Regions from separate parts of the Homo sapiens genome. Here region 1 is linked to region 2. A link is an interaction called in ENCODE POLR2A ChIA-PET data of the cell type or tissue named here. Cell type or tissue: MCF 10A. All regions are shown on one strand. Each heading gives the region's core, and the rest is flanking DNA. Links, peaks and the distances in the headings are about the cores only. Region 1 holds the start of LOC105372879 (a long non-coding RNA gene). Region 2 holds the start of LOC124904496 (a long non-coding RNA gene).

Evidence for each region. ChIA-PET counts read pairs that join two places held together with the same protein. Peaks named below come from ENCODE experiments on the same cell type or tissue, not always from the same donor. Only the 100,000 strongest peaks of a DNase experiment are listed, where the experiment ranks them.
Region 1: POLR2A ChIA-PET joins it to region 2 with 5 read pairs; 1 of 35 experiments calls an interaction of 5 or more read pairs at or near these places.

The regions. Positions count from the first base shown.
Region 1 is chr1:206,886,402-206,897,215 of GRCh38, reverse strand. LOC105372879 (a long non-coding RNA gene) reads left to right here and starts at 1,098. Exons shown (of 2, transcript XR_007066836.1): 1 at 1,098-1,222. RefSeq lists an enhancer at 5,913-7,112. In MCF 10A, for the core only: no CTCF peak of the experiment used is centred there; DNase peaks (open chromatin) are centred at 1,715, 4,395, 4,715, 6,315 and 1 weaker place.
Region 2 is chr1:206,670,546-206,681,359 of GRCh38, reverse strand. LOC124904496 (a long non-coding RNA gene) reads right to left here and starts at 1,519. Exons shown (of 3, transcript XR_007066834.1): 1 at 773-1,519; 2 at 1-185. RefSeq lists a silencer at 802-1,096. In MCF 10A, for the core only: no CTCF peak of the experiment used is centred there; a DNase peak (open chromatin) is centred at 6,489.

The DNA.
Region 1 (10,814 bases), core at 1,687-6,686, 220 kb before region 2:
CAAGTCTCTTAGCTTCTCTGCGCTGCAGTCTCTGCATGTATAAATTTTTAAAAAATTTGTCCCACCTCCCCCCAAGGGCAAGTGTAATAAACAGAGGCAAAAACAACACAGAGGTGCTTGGTAAACTCTGTACACATGTAAATACATTATTACTGTGCAGCATACACCAGTCTCCTTCCTGTCAAAATAATTCAATAATGATGCCCTATTCATGCTGGGACAGTAGTCCACAGCGAAGAAATAACCTGTAAGTACCTCTCCTTTAATCCATCAGGGCCAGGAAGTTGAGGAGTGTTTCCTGACATGCAGCTACCCATGGTCCCTAGGGTTATAATCACTCAACCAAAATGTGCCTCTCCTTAGGTTCTGGAAACCAGGAAGAATAAGGAAATGTACGCATGGACAAGCCCAGAAAGCTGGGAGGCCTGGTGCTCTGGTGGGCTAGTCTTGGCCTGTGTGGCTCTGAACCACTCAGGGGACACAGACAGCGTGATGTGTCAAGACTGCCAGGGCAGTCAAGAGCTCTGACCCTATCTCCAGCTAGCAAGGCACTCAGCTCTAGATTCTACCATGTGCCCAGTGAGGGCATCAAGCAGAGCAGTGTTTCCCAAAGCACAGTCCTCAGACTCTAGGTTTGAGGAATTCTTGTCTTGCAAGATCCTCCATGAAACAGATGAATCCTAATGAGGTCAGTTAGAGAGCCCTGGCATGTGCTAGCCCGTCCTGGAAATGTCTGATGCTTCTTAACTCTGTTTAATCCAGCATTTCCCATAAGTATTTGCCCACATCCCTGAGGAATACATTTTGGGAATCAGGGATTGGCCAACTGTAGGTCACAAGCCAAATCCAGCCTGCCACTGCTAAGCTGAGAATGGCTTAACCTTGCGACCTAAGAGTAGTTTTTACGTTTTTTAATGATTGGGGAAAAAATCAAAAGAAAGACATTATTTTCAGGTTTCCGTATCCATAATAAATAAAGTTTTCATGGGGTCACATATGTTTGTTGACATATTGTTGCTAATTGCTTTCGTGCTACAGAGGCAGAGATGAGTAGTTGTGACTGAGACCATATGGCACACAGAGCCTAAAATAGTTCCTGTCTGGTTCTTTACAGGAAGAGTTTGCCCAACCTGGGTCCAGGCATGGGAAACGGGAGTAGGAATGTGACGTGGGGGACAGGATAACTGCCTCCAGCTCAGTGGAGATGAAAGAAAAGAGGAGAGTGAGTAGAACACACCCTTGGCAGACTCTTCCCAATCTCTCTGGCACCAACACCCCCTCCCTCCATCTCATACTCAGTGTTGTTTATTTTCTTAAGCAAACAAAATACTCCTTTGCAATCCCTGGCCAGCAGTCTGCTTGGCTATAGCTGCCACCAGCCTGAATCCTTTGTTCCTGGAGGGCCCGAGTCTTACCCTCCAGAAGTAGGCACAGCCCCACAGCGCACTCTCTTCCCCCACTCCCCCCTTCCCACCATGTGGATTTAGGGCATTACCAAGAACCCCTAACTAACTACTATGAGATAAAGATGTCAAGAGGCAGTGATGAGACAGAAAAGAAGACCAGGTGAGAGTGCTGGAGTAATAGGTGAGTGGGAGGCAGGAGACAGCTAAAGCAGGAAGCTGAGAGGGAAAATGAGCCCCCAGGGCAGCTGAAATCCTAGACTACTGTCTGCAGATAGGCGGGGAGGGCAGGCAGGTGGGATGAGCTGTTAAAGGGCAGGCTGGAACAGAGGCATGAGGTCATGGATACACCTTGGCTGGCCTCAGGGTACACCTGGGATCGTGAGTAGCTCACTCTGTCTGAGGAAGGAATCATATAACATGGATAGTTCAGGCAAACATGTGCCTGGGCCTCAGCCTCCGATGAGCTTATCATAGCATTATTACTTCAGAAGGAAGGTCAAGGAGAGAACCTAGGAACCTTGGCCCAACATCAGTTGAGAATCTAGTTATGAGTACAAGCTTTGGAGGCAGGCAGACCTGGGTTCAAAAGGTGATCGAGCCACATATGAGCCCTCTGAGGCTCACCTTCCTCACTTGTGAAATAGAGTCCTCATAAGACCATGAGGATGTGATGACCTGCAGCTTTGCTCACCAAGTGTGGCCCATGAGCCAGCAGTGATAGCATTATCTGGGACCTTGTTAGAAATGTACAATCTTGGGCTGGGTACAGTGGCTCACGTCTGTAATCCCAGCACTTTGGGAGGCCAAGGTGGGAGGATTGCTTGAGCCCAGGAGTTTGAGGTCCTCCTAGGCAACATGGCAAGACCCTGTCTGCAAAAATAAATAAAAATTAGTTCGTTGTGATGGCACATGCCTGTGGTCCCAGCTACTCGGGAAGCTGAGGCAGGAGGATCATTTGAGCCTGGGAGGTCAAGGCTGCAGTGAGCCATGATCTTGCCACTGCATTACACCCTGGGTGACAGAGCAAGACCCTGTCTCGAAAAAAATAAATAAAAGTAAAGTAGAATCTCAAGCCCTTCCCCGAAAAAATGACTGAATTAGAATATGTAGTTTAAGAACCTTCCAAGGTGATGCTTATGTTCATTAAATTTTGAGAACCATCAGCATAAAACGCATGAAAGATTTAATTCAGTGTCTTCTCCATGGTAAATGTTTAATAAACAAGAGCTCCAGATGAAGGGAGGAAGGACTGGTTTAGGGGATCTAAATAAGGTGACTTCATACTTCATACTTCATACTTCATACTTCATGCCCATCTGTACTGGGCAATGTCTGGAGATATTTTTGGTTGTCATAACTGGGAGGTGCTATTGGTATCTAGTGGAATGGGCTGGGAATGCTGCTAAACATCCTATGGGCCACAGGACAGCCCCTCATCACAAAGAACTATATGACCTAAGGTCAATAGTGCTGAGGGTAAGAAACCCTGGATTAGAAGGAAGCAGTGGCTATGGGGGAAATAGCTGGAATAGGAGCAGAGGAAGAGAAGAACATGACCTTATTGGGAAAGGAGGCAGTAGGCTGATCAGATGATCAGGGGAATGGGAAAAACAAGGTGACAAGTTGGAAGGCAGTGCCCAAAGGCCAGGTGGAAACAGTGGGGAGACCTGGCTCACTGGCCCACCTCTGGGAAAGCCCCAAGTCTCAGACTTTAAGAGGTTGAAGGAAGTGGGGCTGGCCCTTTTGTCCAGATTCATATATTTTTATCCAAACTCTCCTGGATCAGACCAAGGTCTGAGGCTCTGCTAACCTCTACGAAAGGATGGAACTTGGGGAGTTTTACAAATGTTGGGTGGAAGAAAAGTTTATCTAAAGATAAATCTTCACATACAAGACTGTTTTTTTTTCCTCCAAACTACTCCTTATTAGATTCAGAGGTTTTATTCTAATAATCTTATCCTATCTCTGTCCTGTATATCTCTCTGCAGAGCCTGAATTTCACATTTGAGAAATAAATATACTCACATTCCCCCTACAAAGTCCTCTAAACCTAAAGGGAGAGAAAGAGACTGAGCCACCATGGACCAGAGTTCCTTCTCCACTTCCACTTCTGTGTGAGGCAATAAAGAGCTCACTCTTAAACCTGAATCTCCCCTCTTTGCGATGGATGCAAAGGCCCTGCAAAACAGAAAGTAATTAGCATATTAACTAGAATTTCCTAAGAGCAAAAAGATAAGAGGAAATTATATGATCATTTTTCTTCCAGTGAATTGAGTTTAATTTTCACTCGAGAACAGATTTTTATCTTCCCATTTGGCTGGGAAATGCATGTGGTAATGGATATGGGATAACCAGGGCATTTGTTAGCTCTTTTCCCTGAGTTAACTGCAGTCATTCCAGGAGCCCATATCCCACTGGTTGATCTCCTTAGACTGGCATTCTGTCGTTCTTCCTTCTCCCTGTGTCATTCGTGTAATAAGTGATTTATTTTTATAGGCATTTCAAGGGATGAGAGTAAACACAAACATAAATTATTCTTACATCTGTACAGCCTGCTTAGAGCTATACAAAATATTTCCAAGTGATTTTTTTCATCTGACACTTACTGTGGACTTTTGAAATAAGGAGGGCAGATATTATTATCCCTCCTTTACAGACTAGAAAGCTGAGAGTCAGAAAGGTCAAGTGATTTTCTCTAAGTCACATAAATAAATGACATAACCAGGCCTAGAGTGCAGGTCTTCTGGCTTTTGGTCCAGTGTTCTTTCCCCGGTGCCATGCTTCCAAGCAGTTTCTCAATCTTTAGTACATTCATTCATTCATCGAACAAACATTTCCTAAGCACCTACTGAATGGCAGAATAGAGTGTACAAAAAATAAATTACTATGAAAACATTTATGTCAAATGTCCAGAAAAGGCAAATTTATAGACACAGAATATAGATGAATGGTTGCCCAGGGCTGAGAGTTAAGAATAGGGTGGGTGGGAGGAAAGGAGTGACTACTAAGGAATACAATGTTTCTTTGGAGAGTAACAGAATGTTTTGAAATTAGATACGGTGATGGTTGCACAACTCTGTGTCTATATTTAAAAAAAAAATTGAACTGTGCACTTTAAACAGATAACCTATGGTATGTAAATTATATATTTAAAAAGCTATTTTAAAATAAATTAAGACACAGTCCTTGTGCTTTAATGACTCAGTAGAGTGGAGATACACTTGCAAACAGATAAATGGCAACACTGTGTCATGGGTACCACTATGGTTTGAACATTCCCTCCAAAACTCATGTTGAAACTTAATCCTCAGTGTGGCAGTATTGAGAGGTGGGACCTTTAAAAGGCGAATGGGTCTTGAGGGTTCTGCCCTTACAGATTGACTCATCTATTCATGGATTCACGGGTTATCATGGGAATGGAACTGGTGGCTTTAAAACAAGAAGAAGACAAAGCTGAGCTATCATACTCAGCCCCCTTTCCATATGATGCTCTGTGCCACCTCGGGACTCTGCAGAGTCTCCACCAACAAGAGAGCCCTCACCAGATGTGGCTTCTTGACCTTGGACTTCCCAGCCTCCATAACTATAAGAAATAAATTCCTTTTCTTTATAAATTACCGAATTTCAGGTATTCTGTTATAAGAAACCAAAAGCAAACTAAGACAGGTGCTATTAGCAGAAGGATGGAGCCTGTGGCAACAGCAAGATGAGGCAGAATCTCCCTCAGTGCTGGCACAGTGCTGGAAGATGCGGGAAGGCTTTCCATTGGAAGTGACATTCGATCTGAAATTTGAAGCCTGACTAGGAATTCACCAGCAAAAATAAAGCCGGGAGAGGTGATTGATGGAGACCCTGGTAGCCTCCACATTCGGCATCCACATAGTTACTGGACAGGACCAAAGAGCAGGTGGTTCTGGAAGCCGCTAGAAGAAAGAGGACCACTGATTGTTCTTTCGTGTAATAATTCATGCAAATCAATGGGAACAAGCTATGTAAATACAACTTCAGGGCTCCCAAGGGGACCTAGGGTGCTACTGATCCCACAGGGCTGCAGACAGGAATGGGGGGGAGAGAAGAAGGGCCAGGGTCTCACTTTCTAAGCCAAGCCTCCTGTACAATTGCAGGAAAAAGAACCACAAGAGAAAGCCAGTTCTGAACTGCAACTGCCTCCCAAGAGTCAGGATCCTGGACCTCCCACGACCTGTAGAACATCAACTTTGAGTCACAAGGACATGAGTATTCAAATAAATACATGGCATGGTACATGTTGGGGAAATAGTAGCTACAGAGTCTTCTGAGTAGATCCAGGTAAAGGACTGTGGTTTATTTCCCCTGTGTCACCCTGCCCCCTGTCTCATATATCCAGGGTTGCTTTTTTTTCTGAAGGAGATTTTTTTAAAAAGGAAGAAAGAATGGAAGAAAGGAAAAAGGCTTCCGTGTGAATGAAATAACATCCCATTCTCAGGCATTAATCAGAATCAATACAGTAGACTCCCCTTATCCATGGCAGACACGTTCCAAGACCATTGATCAGTGGATCATGCCCAGTAGATGCCTAAAACTGCAAATAGTACCAAACCCCATGTATCCGATGTCTTTTCTTTTCCTATACATACATATCTGTGATGAAGTTTAAACACAAAGAGATTAACAAGAATAACAAATAGTGAAATAGAACAATTATAACAATATGCCAGCGTCACTACTCTTGTGCTGTGGGGCTGTTACTAAGTGAAATAAGGGTGACTTGAACATGAGCACTGTTGTATTGTGACAGTCGGATGCGCTGGACAAAGGGAGGACTGACGTTCCAGGCAGGACGGAGCGGGATGGCACGAGACTTTATCACGCTGCTCAGAGTAGCACGCGATTTAAACTTATGAATTGTTTATTTCCGGAATTTTCCATGTAATAAATATTTTCAAACCACTGTTGACGTCAGTAACTGAAATCACAGGAAGTGAAACCACAGATAAAGGGAGACTACTGTACTCCTAAAATAGCACCCTCCCTTTCCTCCTATCCAGGTCCACTCTCCACACCTACAAAGAGATTTTCGGATTTCTGGACAGTGTTAATCTCCCCTCTCCTGTGCTCCTAGGAGTGCTGCTAGTCCCCCTTTGATGGCACCCAGGCGATCCTTCCCTGCACCCTGGTTGTGTCTCCTTCACCAGGCTGTGAACTCCCTGGGCACTAGAACTGAGTATTATCCATGTCAGAATTCCCCTCAGAAGCTGGCACAGGACAGGAGCTTAGTAAGCATTTGTTGAAATAGTGAATTTTATTTGACTGGTGTGACATAACCCTCTCCCTTTCTTGGCAGCTTTTAAAACCCTTGGAATCTCACCAATGATAGTGTCTTTTTTATGCTAACGCGTGACTGACAGCTGGGGGTTCCTGGATAGCCTAGGGATGGGAGCTGTTTGCCAGGGAATCAACCATGAGATAAGAGGGTTGGAGCTTTCAGCCCTACTCACTCCACCCCACCCCACCCCATCCCACCTCCAGGAAGAGGAGGGAGAGTGAAGGCTGAGTCAATGATCAATGCCTCATGATTTAATCAGTCATGCCTCTGTAATGAAACCTCCACAAAAACCCTAAAGGAAGAGGTTTGGAGAGCTTCTGGGTTGGTGAACACATGCAGGTACTGGGAGGGGGGTGCCCCAGAGAGTGCAAGGAGGCTCTGTGCCCCTTTCCACATACCTTGCCCAATGCATCTCTTCCATCTAGCTGTTCGTGAGTTGTATCCTTTCATAATAAATGGTAATCTGATAAGTAAATTATTTTCCTGGTTTCTGTGAGCCATTTTAGCGTATGATCAAACCAGAAGACGGTGTCATGGGAACCTCCGATTTATGGCTGTTCGGTCAGAAGCACAGGTGATAACTGGGACTTGTCATTGCTGTCTGAAATGGGAGCAGTCTTGTGAGATTGAACCCTTAACCCGTGGGATCTGATGCTATCCCCTGGTAAATAGTGTCGGACTTTAATTGAGTTGTAGCCATCCATTTGGTGTCCACCGAGAATGAAGAATTGGTTAGTGTGAGAAAAAATCTCACACATTTGGTGGTGGAAAGTACTGGTGTGAGTCTAGTCGTATAATTACTACTATGTAATTAGACTGGTTCACAAATCTAATTATGTACAAGGTCAAATTGTCTCCCAGGCTATTTGCCCAAAGATCTTTGCCAAATATTTCTCATTTTTGCTCAGGCAATGGCCACAGGCTGAGATGTGGCCTGCATCCAATGGCATTATTAAATACTGATCTGCTTTGCACGTGTTCCCAGCGTAAGAGTAAAAACCCAAAAAGTGATGCTATGACCACCTGTCTGGACATAGAAAGCCAGGGAAACAGAATCTGCGATTAGGCCAGCACAGGAGAGAGTTCTGGATCTGTGGATGAGGATATCATAGTCTTATCCTTAGAGCAGCCATATCCTGCTACCTTGAACAAGCCACTTACTTTCTCTGTGCCACGTGCCTCATTCTGTCCAAGAAGGAAAATGATCCCTATCCCGTCTATCTTATAGACTCTCTTCCAGTTTCATTCCCCTTTAAAATCCCTGTCCCTCATCTAGGAGATTCTTCTAAATGCACAAGTCTGATCATATTATTCCTCAGCCACCAAATCATTTTTGGTTTCTGATAAGGAAAGTTCCTCCCTCCTCTCCCCACAACCCATTGCTCTTTTGTTCTACTTTTGCAAACCAGTATGCTGGGTGGGTGGGAGGGGTTTATAGAATGTATATGTTCATGAAATTAATGTTCATTAAATGTTCATGAATCAATTTTTAATTTCAAAACCAGGTAAATGAAATGTATTTAAGGAGGAGGATAATTCAATTGCTTTTTCCTTTTGTGTGATCTTTAATTGGTTATTTCTATGGGTAAAAGTCCATGTAATAGAATGCTATTCCACCACTCAAAATAATTTATATTTACATTCTTAAAAAAACTTTTATAAAATTTTAGATTTAAAAAAATCAGGTTACAGATGACATATGCAGTAGGATCCCACTTTTGTAAAAGATAAAATGGGCAAAAGTGTTGAAAATGAGCTAGAAATATAAATGCTGAGATGTTAACAAGATTATCTTTGAGTGGTGAGATCATGGGAGTTTTCCTTCTCTATAGCTTAACTGTAGTCTCCAAGTTATACAAAATGCAAGGCTTTTAGAAAAGTTGTTGTAAATTTAAATAAATCTTTAGTTTCACTATTGCCCACTGAAAATTGTTGAAATTCCCCTACCTGGCACTGCACATTCTCTGAGACCCAATCCATTCACCTTCCCAGCTTTCTCTCTTCTACACTTCCACACACCATGGTACCAGCAAAACTGAGCGTTTCATCTTCACCTCGTGCCTCTATGCCTCTGTTAGGCTGGATCTGAAATGTTCTTGCCACCAGCCAAACACTAGCCACCCTTTATTGCTTCAACATAGAAACATGGCATATGTTGCTGACTGTCAAAAGCAGATTACATGTATATGTATGTATACATATACATATATGCATATACAAGCATGTGTGTGTACATATGTGTAATACACACACACACCTTTTTAAGAATGCTTATTTTGAAGGAATAAGATTACAGGCTTGGCAGGCTTTTATTTTCATCTTTAAGCTATTTTGTATTTGCAAAACAAAGAATAAAAGAATTCTACAAACACCAATTTAGAAAGAGAGGTTGAGACTTACATTAAAAATTTTTTAGCAGTACTTCAAGGCCAATTCCTTGAAGCCATTCCCAAAAGCTGCAAGGAATTTCTGTCACCTCTAAACAATGTAGCAATTTGAACTTCTTTGGTGGCACTTAGTCTTCTCTCTCTTTCTCTCCTGGGCTAAGATCATGGGACCGCAAAGGAACAGATCTTATGTTCTTCTCTTTTGCTCACACTGCTCAGCACAGTGTAGCAGCTTGTTAAATAAACAAACAAATCGTGAGTAAGATACTTGCTGTCAGAAGTGTTCAGGATGACTTGAAATCTGCATTTGGCAGGTTAATATCACCGCAAGAATAAAGACTTTTAAACCTGAAGGTATTCAAGGCTGGATATCCACTTAAAGGTATGATAGACATTACAGTTGTTCGCTCACATTTATAGTCTTCCACTTCTTGGAACACAGGAAAATTGCACTTCACTGTTCCATTGAAGTTAGACGTGGCCATGTGGCTGTTTAGACCAGTGAAATATAAGTGAAAGAAACACATGTCATGCTTGAAGGAAGCATTTAAGAGCCAGCACACAATCGTCCACACTCTCTCATCCCCTGCCATGTTGAGATGGCAGCATTATTACAGGATGATAGCATTTCCTGCAGCCTGTCCCTGAGTACCCATGATGAGGAGAGTCCCCATGCTAACATCTATTCCATATATAAAATAAGTGAGAAATAACTTTTGTTGTAATATGCTGCTGAGAGACATTAAGGAGTTGTTTGCTTCTACAGCATAACTTAGGCTAACCTGACTAATGCAGAAGGGATGTTAGAAGGGAGAAGGATTCTAAACACTTTAAAAGTGTTTAGAATGAATTTAGACTTTGCTAGGAACAAATGAATTTAGACTGCTATAGATAAAGCTCCAGAAAGCTCAATGAATTTAGACTCTGCTATAGGTAAACTTTGATTCTATATGCTAGTTAGTCAACTCATTATAAGTCACAGAGATTCTCAAATTCCTTCTTTAATGGAAAGCATTGCTTTCTCCTTGAACATGGAGTTAATGATGCATTCAACTGGGTGAGGTCAGGTTATAGCATGATGCTGACCACTTTGGGATTTAGCAATGGGCTGCTCAGTTCACTTAGGGGTCACATAATGAGAAGAAAGCTCTGTAAGGGATGATGGATGGAAGACTGAAAGCTGACCTGCAGAAAAGGGCTTTTCGCTCCTGGTAGGGGTGATGTAGAGCAGCAGTCTGCAACCTTTTTGGCTCCAAGGACCAGTTTCATGGAAGACAATTTTTCCACAAACAGGAGTTGGGGGATTAGGTTTCAGGATGATTCAAGCACATTACATTTATTGTGCACTTTATTTTTATTATTATTACTACATTGTCATATACAGTGAAATAATTATACAACTCACCATAATATAGAATCACTAGAAGTCCTGAGCTTGTTTTTCTGCAACTAGACAGCCTCATCTGGGGGTGATGGGAGGCAGTGACAGATCACCAGGCATTAGATTCTCATAAGGAGCATGCAACCTAGATCCCTCGCATGCACAGTTCACAATAGGATTTGTGCTCCTATGAGAAGCTAATGCTGCCACTGATATGATAGAAGGCAGAGCACAGGTGGGAATGCAAGGGATGGGGAGTGGCTGTAAATACAGATGAAGCTCCGCTCACTCACCCACCACTCACCTTTTGTGCAGCCTGGTTTCTTTCTTTCTTT
Region 2 (10,814 bases), core at 3,380-8,379:
CCTGGAATAAAAATTACATTTCCCACTTGAGCAGCCTCCACTATAGCCGGTTACATTCATAAGATTAAGTTATAACCAATGACTTGTAAGTGGAAGTGGTTTATGGAAAGAAGTATGTCCTTCTTCTTCTCCTTCTCTTTTTTCTTTCCTGCTGACTGGAATAAAAATTTCACAGCTGTAGCCATCTTGGATGGTGAATTGGAGGTTACAGGTTGAGGAAGACAGAACAAAAGGACAGAAAGAGTCTGTATACTGGTGAACCTGGATCCATCATATCAGCAATGAGCCACCTACCCAGACTTTTATATGAAAGAACAATAAATGGCCTTCTTGTTGAAGTGACTGATGGTCTAGGTTTTCTATCATTCACAGCCAAACCTTATCCTACTCTTACACAGCCCTATGAGGTCTGTACTGTTATCCTCACTTATCTGTTGTATAAACAAGAAAACTGAGTCCCAGAGAAATTAAATAACTTTCTCAGAGTCATTCCACTAGCGAAGGACAGGACCCAAATCTTTCTGACCCAAAGTCCATGCTCATGGTCCTTACTATAGATCCTGAGCAGACATATACTCACATATCCTTCTTAATGTCAGAAATATGATATCTGCTATTTCTGGGCAGGAATTGCCTGAAGAGGTATGGGCTATTCTTTCCATTTTAGAGCAACATAAATTTTCCACACCTCAATTTCCTTCCATCTTGGCCTAATCTGTTACAGAATATAGGTCTATGTTAATTTGCATGACTGGGTTATATGATAGGATACATTGTGACAATCTTTTTCTTCAAGATTCCCCCACACAGCCTTCACACCATCATGGAGTAAAAGTTTCCTGTTTTACTATGACGTGGCATTATGAATGAGTGACAGAGGGTGGAAATTTATGGAGGTGGATCTCTTGGAAATTTTCAGCTAACACTCTCTTGATGAGTGAGGATCATCCACAGGCTGGCGGATCTGCGCATGAACACAGATAAAGCAGCCTTTGTATCCACTGCTAGTACCGCAAACAAAATATTGCAAGAAGGAGCATGATTTACAGAAGAAGCTCTGTCCACTAAAAACCCACTCTTGGAAAGAAAAATGGCTTAGAGCCAGAGAGAAATAGTCTTCATGTCATAGGCTAGTATTTCTGTGATAAAATGAGAAATTCCCCCAAAGCAAAAGTGACAGATATATATACATAAGACTCAGTCACAAAAATTTCTGACCCAGAAAATGACCTCAAAATATTGGTCAGGATGGCCTCTATCATCCCTTCTATCTTAGCTCTTTCTGAAGGTGTTAACGGCTGCCTCACAGAAAGGAATTCTACCCATAGCAAGTGCCATTGGTAATGCCCTAGTTAAGACATCCCAGAGGGGAAAAATCCTTCCCCCACCCACGGTGCCCTTGGTGCCCTCCGTGCCCTCATCTGCACTTCATCCTTTGATAGTTTAATGCCACGGCAGGGAACAGCTGGGGCAGTGGCAAAGAATGCGAATAGAAAGAGAAAGAAGGAAGTACCCAAAGGGGAACAGAAACTTCACCTCTGCACATCAACAGACATAATATGGTCCAAAGGGACTACAAATGAGAGTAATTAGGACTACAGTATGCCTAATTCTTTTTTTTTTTTTTTTTTGAGATGGAGTCTTGCTTTGTTGCCCAGGCTGGAGTGCAATGACACGATCTTGGCTCACTGCAACCTCCGTCTCCCGAGTTCAAGCAATTCTCCTGGCTCAGCCTCCCGAGTAGCTGGGATTACAGGCAACTGCCACTACACCTGGCTAATTTTTGTATTTTTAGTAGAGACGGGGTTTCACCATGTTGATCAGGCTGTTCTCGAACTCCTGACCTCAGGTGATCCGCCCGCCTTGGTCTCCTAAAGTGCTGGGATTACAGGCGTGAGCCACCACACCTGGCCAGGATGTCTAATGCTAAATCCACAGTTTACAATGGGAAATGTAGGGAAGAGAGGCAAATATCCACCTGTATTCAAGAAGGCTTCCAAGGCTGTTGTCCTTGTATTAAAAGCATTGCCCTCCAACCTAGCTTATATCTGGCATATCAGTTGCTACTTAGATGAGTAACAGCCTGGACAATGATTGGGAAAGGAGGAGAGGAAAGGGGGAACTATCTAGGAACACAATCAAGGTGGGTCAACCAAAAGGATCATCAGGTTCTTACCTGGTGACCTGGTGATGCCTGGATTTTTCTCCCTTGCTTAAGATAAGTAAATGGAAGTGGAAGGGTAGAAAAGGTAGGGGAGAGACATACACATGTATATGTGGAATGGGTAGAGATTTCCTAAGGGTATAATGATCCATAGCTTCACATGAGAACTTAACTTTGAGGCAGTAGAGCATGGTGGAATCAAATCCTGGGTTCTAATCCCACCTCATTATTCACTACTATACTTAACTGCACTTCATTGTACTGTTTGTATAATGAAGGATGGAATAATATTCCCTAGATTAAATACAGGAGTAACATTTTCAATGGTTTCTGGCACATAGTACTTGGCCTCTATAAATGTGAGCAGTTACTATGCAGCAGGTACTTTCATACTAACCATCTCATTCAATCTTCTCAACAATGCTCTAAGTAGTAGTATTTCCGGTATTTTGATCAGTGAAAACGTGGCTCAGAAAGGTTAAATAACAGCCAGTCATCACACAACTAGATGGGGAAGATCTGTTTCCACATGTGTCAAAGCCTATGTTCCTAAATGCTCTTAAAAGTGGTCCAGCTAGCTGACACCTGCCAGGCCGACCTGGGGAAGCCATCCCAGCCTGTGTGCATGGCTCAGGAGAAGGAGACAGTCTGCAACTGCAACTTACTCAGAACTTCCAGAGACTGTCCCTACCACTAAGACAGACAGTTAAAGGCAATGAATAGAGTCATTTGAGCATTAATGGGTTTGGAATCTTAGCATTTGTAAACTTTTGAGGAAGTACCTAAATATTTGAGGTATATGTGAGATAATTTATGTAGCATACGTGTATTGTATATACATATATACACACACACTATATATACACACACTATATATATATACACACTATATATACACTTATATATATATATACACTATATATATATATATATACACACTATATTTTGTTTTGTTTTTGTTCATTCCATGACAGATCGAAGTAGGACCTAATTTTTCCTCCCACATTGCTTATGAAGTGGTGAAAACTACAACATTGTAGAGACAAAAGGGACATGTACAGATCAATCTGTCCCTTTCCTCCAAAGACCACCTCTACACCATCATATAGACAGGTAGGTGTGTGACTTTAAAAACTAGGCTCTTAACCCAGGTGCAGTGGCTCACGCCTGTAATCTCAGCACTTTGGGAGGCTGAGGCAGGTGGACCACTTGAGATCAGGAGTTTGAGGCCAGCATGGCCAACATGGCAAAAAAACTGTCTCTACAAAACATACAAAAATTAGCTGGGCGTGGTGGTGTGTGCCTGTAGTCTCAACTACTAGGGAGGCTGAGGCAGGAGAAATCACTTGAACCCAGGAGACGGAGGTTGCAGTGAGTGGAGATCACACCATTGCACTTCAGCCCTGGCGACAGAGTGAGACTCCATCTCAAAGAAAAAAAAAAGAAAAAGACAAACTAGGCTCTCAGAACTTCTGGTGCACATTTATTGTACCACGAGAGTGTACACTGGGTGCAGTGGCTCATGCCTATTATCTCAGCACTTTGGGAGGCCAAGGCAAGAGGATCACTTGAGACCAGGAGTTCAAGACCAGTCTGGGCAAAAAAGCAAGACCTTGTTTCTACAAAAAAAAAAAAAATAGCTGGGGATGGTGGCAGGAGCCTGTAGTCCCAGCTACTCAGGTGGCTGAGGTGGGAGGATTGCTTGAGCCTAAAAGGTTGAGGCTGCAGGGAATTGTGATGGCTTCATGATTGTCCCACTTAATGGACAACAGGAGCCCTCCTGACCCAGGGAGGTCAACAGGGGCAGGCCCTCTGTGCTATTTGGTTAGCCTTGTATTTGGGAGCTGACAGGGAGGGAATGGGGCAGTGCCAGCACCATGGGTACCCAAGATTCTCCTAGATGAATGCCAGACACTACTTCCATATTGTGTAATACACAGCAGGCATTGTGCATTGATCTTAGTACTTTTGTTTCTTTTTTTGAGACTGAGTCTTGCTCTGTTGCCCAGGCTGGAGTGCAGTGGCATGATCTCAGCTCACTGCAACTTCCGCCTCCCGGGTTCAAGCGATTCTCTATCTTGTGCCTCAGCCTCCCAAGTAACTGGGATTACAGGCGCATGCAACCACACCAGGCTAATTTTTGTATCTTTAGTACAGACAGGGTTTCACCACGTTGGCCAGGCTGGTCTCAAATTCCTGACCTCAAATGATCTGCCTGCCTTGGCCTCCCAAAATGCTGGGATTACAGGCATGAGACACCATGCCCAGCCACACTTTGTTTCTTTAAAAACATTTCTCTCCTTTGTATTCTAAATTCTTATACTTATAAACTGTATTGAAGTTTGCACAACACTTTCACATACATTACCAATAGCTCCCTATTGACCAGAGTCCAAAGCCTGAGAGGAATTTCTAGCCCTTAAATCTGCCTCTAGCCTTACAACTTGACACCCTCCCCTACAAACCCTATCTTCTTGCTGGTGCTAACCACCTGCTGCCTCTAAACAGGCCATGCAGTTTCTTGTCTCTCTCCGTTCCTTTTTTCGTTAAGCCTTTCTCCTATGTGGTTTTCCTCCTCCACCTGGAGAATTCTTGCCCATGCTTAGAGGCCCAGGTCAAATGTCACCATCTAGATGAGGGCTTCCTGCATATATCTCTCCCATTTATGAGCCCCAGGGCACCATGCTTAAACCTTCTCAAGGCTATCCCCATTGGAATGGCTATTACTAAAATAAAAACAAACCCAGAAAATAAGTGTTAGCTAAAATGTGGAGAAATTGGAACTCTCGTGCACTGCCAGTGAGAATGCAAAATGGTGCAGCTGTTGTGGAAATAGTATGGCAGGTCCTCAAAAAATTAAACATAGAATTACCATATGATTTAGCAATTACACTTCTGGGGATACACCAAAAAGAATGGAACAGATATATATATATATACCACTCCAGCCTAGGCGACAGAGCAAGACTCCATCTCAAAAAAAAGGAAATTCTGATACACGCCATAACATGGACTAACCTTGCAAATATTGCGCTAATAAAATAAGCCAGACACAAAAAGACAAATATTATATGATTCCACTTATCTGAGGTACCTAAGTAGTCAAATTCATAGACACAGAAAGTCAAATGTACTTCTAGGCCTGGACAGAAGCTCAGGCCCATCCTCCTCCCTCCAGGACCATCACACTCAACAACACTATCCTCCTTGTGCAAGATTCTAAGTCATTCAGATGCTCAGAAAATCTCAAACCCAAGCAGACACCTGCCCTTGTCAGCCCCTTCTAAGCCTGAAGTCTGACCCAAATGAGGCCTTTTCCACACAACTATCCCACTCTCCCTTCCACCATGAGGACAGGGGCCAGAAATTCTCTATATCTGACATACAAGAGGTTTACAAGATCACAGAATTCTTTTTTTTGAAAACTTTTAATACATTCACATGGTACAAAATGCAAAAGCCCTAAAGGGTAGCTTGTAAAATGTCTCCCTGGCCAACTAAGCCCTCAGCCACCCAAGCCCTCAGCCACCCAGTTCCCCACCCCAGTTTCTTGTGTATCCTAGAAGTATTTAAGCCAGTTCAACATTCCATCTAAGAACTAGCAAGAACTGTGCTTGGCCTAAACATCCAGGAGAACTGATCCTACACTCAGAAGTCACATTGTGAAGATGAAGGCCCTGGACCAGCTTTGACAGCCTGTGGGCCAGTGCCCCTTCAGGGCAGCTTCATTCCTGGGTGCCCAGGATCAAGGCCTCTGCACAGGAGCCTAAGGCTTCGACTGGCATTGGTGAGGGACATGCATGATTCTCCCTCAAGAAGGAAGGCACAGGGAGTGCAGGATGACAGCCAAGGGTGGGAGTCAGACACATGAGTAGGGGAGAGGGTGGGGAAAATCCTAGAAAAGGAGAGGTGATGGAGGAACCTAGTCTGGTTGGGAGATCGGGGCTGATGGTTGCCCACTTGTGTCTGCAGAGCCAATTGGTGCCAAGGCCCCTGTAATTCAGGCCAAGAATGACTAGAAGGGTAGCAAAGAGGGACACATGGGCAGCTTCTCTCCTGGGCCTTCCCCAAGCAGGCCAAGGCTGAGCAAGAGGTGTTTCTTCATGTCTTGGTATAATCACAGCTGCCTCAGCCACAGAGCTCCTGCCTGCGTCACTCCCCAGGAATCTGGTTCTTGTTTACCATGAAGAAGTGTGGTTATTACAGGGCCTAGTGGCCCTCTTCCAGCTTCCCCAGAGATCTTGTGGGAGAGCTGAGGGCCTGGGAAGGGGAGCCTGGCCCAAGAGGGATTGCTGAGTGAGAGGAGCAACAGGCTTCCCTGGGGACCTGCCCCTCCCAGGGCTCCCTCACCAAGACAAGTCCTAGAAGAGCCTGGCAGGATTCCAGGGACCTTCCTTGGCAGAGATACCTGGGGCCTATCTTCCTACAGAGTTGGGAAAGAAAGAGCAAGGAAGCAGAAAAAGCAAATGGAGAGAATGGGTGAGGAACAGGACCAAGGAACAGTGAAAATTGGGTTCAAACTTGTTATGTGTTCTGCTCTGGATTAAGAAATAAGAGAAACCTGGGGAGGATAAATCCTCTGACAAGATTTATATTCTGCTTTGTGTCTATCCCTGGTGACTTGCCCAGCGCCTGTCACAGAATATGGCATTTGTATTTTTGCTGGATGGATGAAATGGAGGATAGTGAATGGCACATAGACAAAGACAAATTTAAAAGTTCACGGTAATAGCTCTCTTTTAGTGAGCACCTATTATGTTCCTACAATGCCTGTGATTCCAGGTGTTGACTCAATCAATGCCCCATAACAACCCTGCAAGATAGGTGTTACTAACATCCTTCCAGGGGCCCAGATGAGGAAACTGAGGCCCATTGAATTTAAGCAACTTAAAGTAAGGTCTGGAGTGGGGATTTGAATGCAGAAAGCCGGGACCTAACTAACACCTGTCTTCTCAGCCACCATGTTCTCCTATGCAGGGAGTAAGACTCATAACTGCTGCAATTTGGGGCATAAAGCTCCATACTAGAGTTGTTCTTCCTCAATCAAGTACCTTGTTATGATCCTCATCCTCCATCCCAGCTCCTGGGTGGACTTCGCTGGACCCCCTATTCTAGGCTCAGAAAAAATTATAGCGAGAATAAGACAGTTATGTTTTTCCCAACCCAAAATTCCAATAATCTATTAATCTAGCTCGAGATCTTGGTATGAAAGCCATAAAAAAGGTGTGGGCCCAGGGACCAGAATGTGAGCCCAATGCCCTGCACAGCTGAAATGCTCTTTCTTTCTCTTTCTTTGCTATCCCCCGCAGATGCCTTTTTCTCTTCTGTTTCCTATGCATTTTTTTTTTCAGAATATTGTCCAAATGAGGAGGCGTTTCTGAAACACCAACTTGGTTCATTTACTCTCCACATAGCTGCCTGCTTTTTTCTCCCTAGGAAGTTGAACTAACAAGGTAGTATGAAAATCAGGTCATTTTCACTGTGTCAGTGTTTCCAGAGGCCATGGTGCTGAAAATGGAAATGTCAAAGTGGGATAATTACATCGGCCCTGAAGCCCTGTTTTCTAACTACCATTTATCCATAATCGATTCCTGAAAAAGACAAAGGACATGAATAATCAACCAAGCAGATGGAGCCTCAAGCAGTGAGGCAGAAGAGAAAACATGGCCCCCTGAAGGGAGAGGGAAGAAAGGCCTTGGGGGCCCAGGGAATATGTCTGCCCTGGAGACAGACCCGGTGATCAAGAAAGGCACACAGCTCAGACCTGGCCTGGGCAGATAAGGCATGTGTAGTGGGAAGTAATTAATCATTGGACTTCTCCTTTAACATCTTCTGACAGCCGTGAGAAGCTCTCTCTAGGAAATGGGGAAGGAAGTAGTAAGGAAGAACTCTGAGGATATCACATGAAGAGGGAAGCTTGGGCATAAAAATAAGGTTGAAAGATCACAAGTTCTAGAAGCTGCTTATTTAAAGACACTCCTTGTAACACACACACACGCACGCACACACACACACACACACACACACACCACCAGAAGTTGTTAAAGCTTGTGGCAGGGCTACAGTTTTCTTTGGCCAGTTTCTCCTTTGCCTTTAGGTCCAGCTGAGGAGACAGGGTCAGCCACATATCACTGGGCATTTTAGTCAGTTTCACTTCCTGTTTCTCATGCTGAAAACATAATCATCATCATAATGATAATAATAATTCTGCAGCCTTGCCTCTGGCTTCTATTTATATAGGGCCTCCCAGAAGTGTGTGCATCAGTGGGAGGGGGAGTAGAGCACATCTACTCCATCAATCAACAGCTGAGGGTGGAGGCAGGCTTGGAGGAAAGGGTGGGGACATAGAAATTAGCAATGGAAATTATTAAACTCATTTTTTCAGGAGGGGGAATCTAAGTGTCTTGGTAACTCCCCAAATGGCTATTCTTACCTTAGAGACATTTGTAAAACCCTTCTCCCAAGGTCCTCTAAAAATAAATCATTCCCAAACACTTTTCAGCCTTCAGTCTGTCCCCAGTCAAGTTAATCTCTGTGATCTGAGGCCCAAAAACATTTAAACTAACTTCCCAAGAGTTACACAGCAGGTCAGGAGAGAAGACAGGTCCAGACTAGGCTTCTTCTGCATCTATCAAGAGCTGTAACGAGGAAGGGAATTTCCAACTTTATGGGGAACTTGCAAAGTTGTCAGGAAAAAGTACAACTGCTTCTGCTAAGGAAAAAAAAATGCGTAGTTCTTGCAGACTTAAAATCCTAGGACAATGAGAGAGAGTTCCCTCTTACTAAGAATGTGCTGGGAATGTCTAAGATTAGAATAGGGGTAGGAGGGGCAGCTTTCAGACTTTGGTCAAGACAACAGCTTCGTGGAGTAGAGGTGTTGAGCCAGTATTTTAATTTTTTATCGCCAGTAAAGGGTTATACTCGAAGGACAAAGGTTGAACACTCCACAGGCTCAAGAGAATGAGATAGGAGTGGAGGGAAGCGGGGGAGGGAGCCATTATCTTGAGGACAATGGTGACACAGTCATCCTTTAGATCCTGGCTTCCCCTGGGGACCTGAGGAGAAGCGGTGGCAGGGAGGAAGCAGGTGGTTCCAGGGTCCTCGCTATATGAACCAAAAAGGCAGGTAAAGAAAAACAAAATGAAACCACCAGAGAGAGCCTCTAATTAATTGAATTAAAATTAAATGAAAAAAAAAAAACCTCCCTCTCAGACACAAACAAAGACACACAGAGCACACAGACACACCCTGAAGCACCAGCTAGCTACACTAAGGATCAAGAGAGGATGTGATCTCACCTATGTATTTATTGTGATAATTATTGTTGTTGGAGTTTTTTCCCCCAAAGGACAATCATAAGCCTGGGGCTGGATGGTGAGCGACAGGTTAGAAATGGGAAAATGAGAAAAGCCCACTGTGACCCTTTGAATAATCAACCTCAGGCTGTCAGGTGTTGAACCAGTACAAGGAGGGAACAGTAATGATATCAAACACTTCCACAGCATTCCCTATGTGCCAGACACTGTTCTAAGCACTTTCCACATATTTTCTCATTCAACACTTGCAGCAACCCTGTGAAATAGACTACTACTATTAGGACATTATCATTCATATGCATTTCCACCCTGGCTGTCTTGGCATCTCCGAGCCTGTAAAAGACGAGTTTCTTTAGTTCCCTACCTCTGTTCAGGGCCAGTTAGCTCCTTTGCCGGACCCAGTGCAAAATAAACATGCATAGCACCTTGTTCAGAAATTATTAAGAATTCCAGGCTGGGCGCGGTGGCTCATGCTTGTAATCCCAGCACTTTGGGAGGCCGAGGAGGGCGGATCACGAGGTCAGGAGATAAAGACCATCCTGGCTAACACGGTGAAACCCCGTCTCTACTAAAAATACAAAAAAAAAAAAAATTAGCCGGGCATGGTGGCGGGCGCCTATAGTCCCAGCTACTTGGGAGGCTGAGGCAGGAGAACGGCCGTGAACCCGGGAGGCGGAGCTTGTTGTGAGCGGAGATCGCGCCGCTGCACTTCAGCGTGGGTGACAGAGCAAGACTCCGTCTTGAAAAAAAGAAAAGAATTCCAAGTGAGTATTAAACCCACACAGCGTCCTTATAAATGCAGGTCCCTGTGCAATGCATGGCTTGCATGCCCATGAAGCTGGCCCTGCATAGAACCTCCCCGAATCATTGCACAGAACAATTGTGCTGTCTTCTGTTATCCTACCCTGGTGCATGCCCAACTCCTAAACAAGGAAAGGGGAGGGAAAAAAACACATTCTACCCCAAATATATTGGCTGTATGTAGATGGCTTTGTTGAAGAAGATATTCCTCAGCTAAATGAAAGTTTGAGAACCATGATCTAGATGTTTTTCTTGTCTTCCTATCCTCCCCCCATACCTAGAAGACAATACAGACGATTTGTTAAAATCTCTCCCACTGTTGTTTCAGGAGGTTTGTCCTTTTATTCACCCCTCTCCTCACATCCCACATCTAATCAGCTGGCAATTCTTGCTGACTCTATCTCAGCAAGGCCTCCTGTATCCTGCCCTCTTTTCCATCTCCCCTGCAACTGCCCTAGATTTCTCTCACCTAGAATATTCCACTAGCTCACTAACTAGATTCCTTGCCTTCAACCCCGTGCTTTTCCAATCCA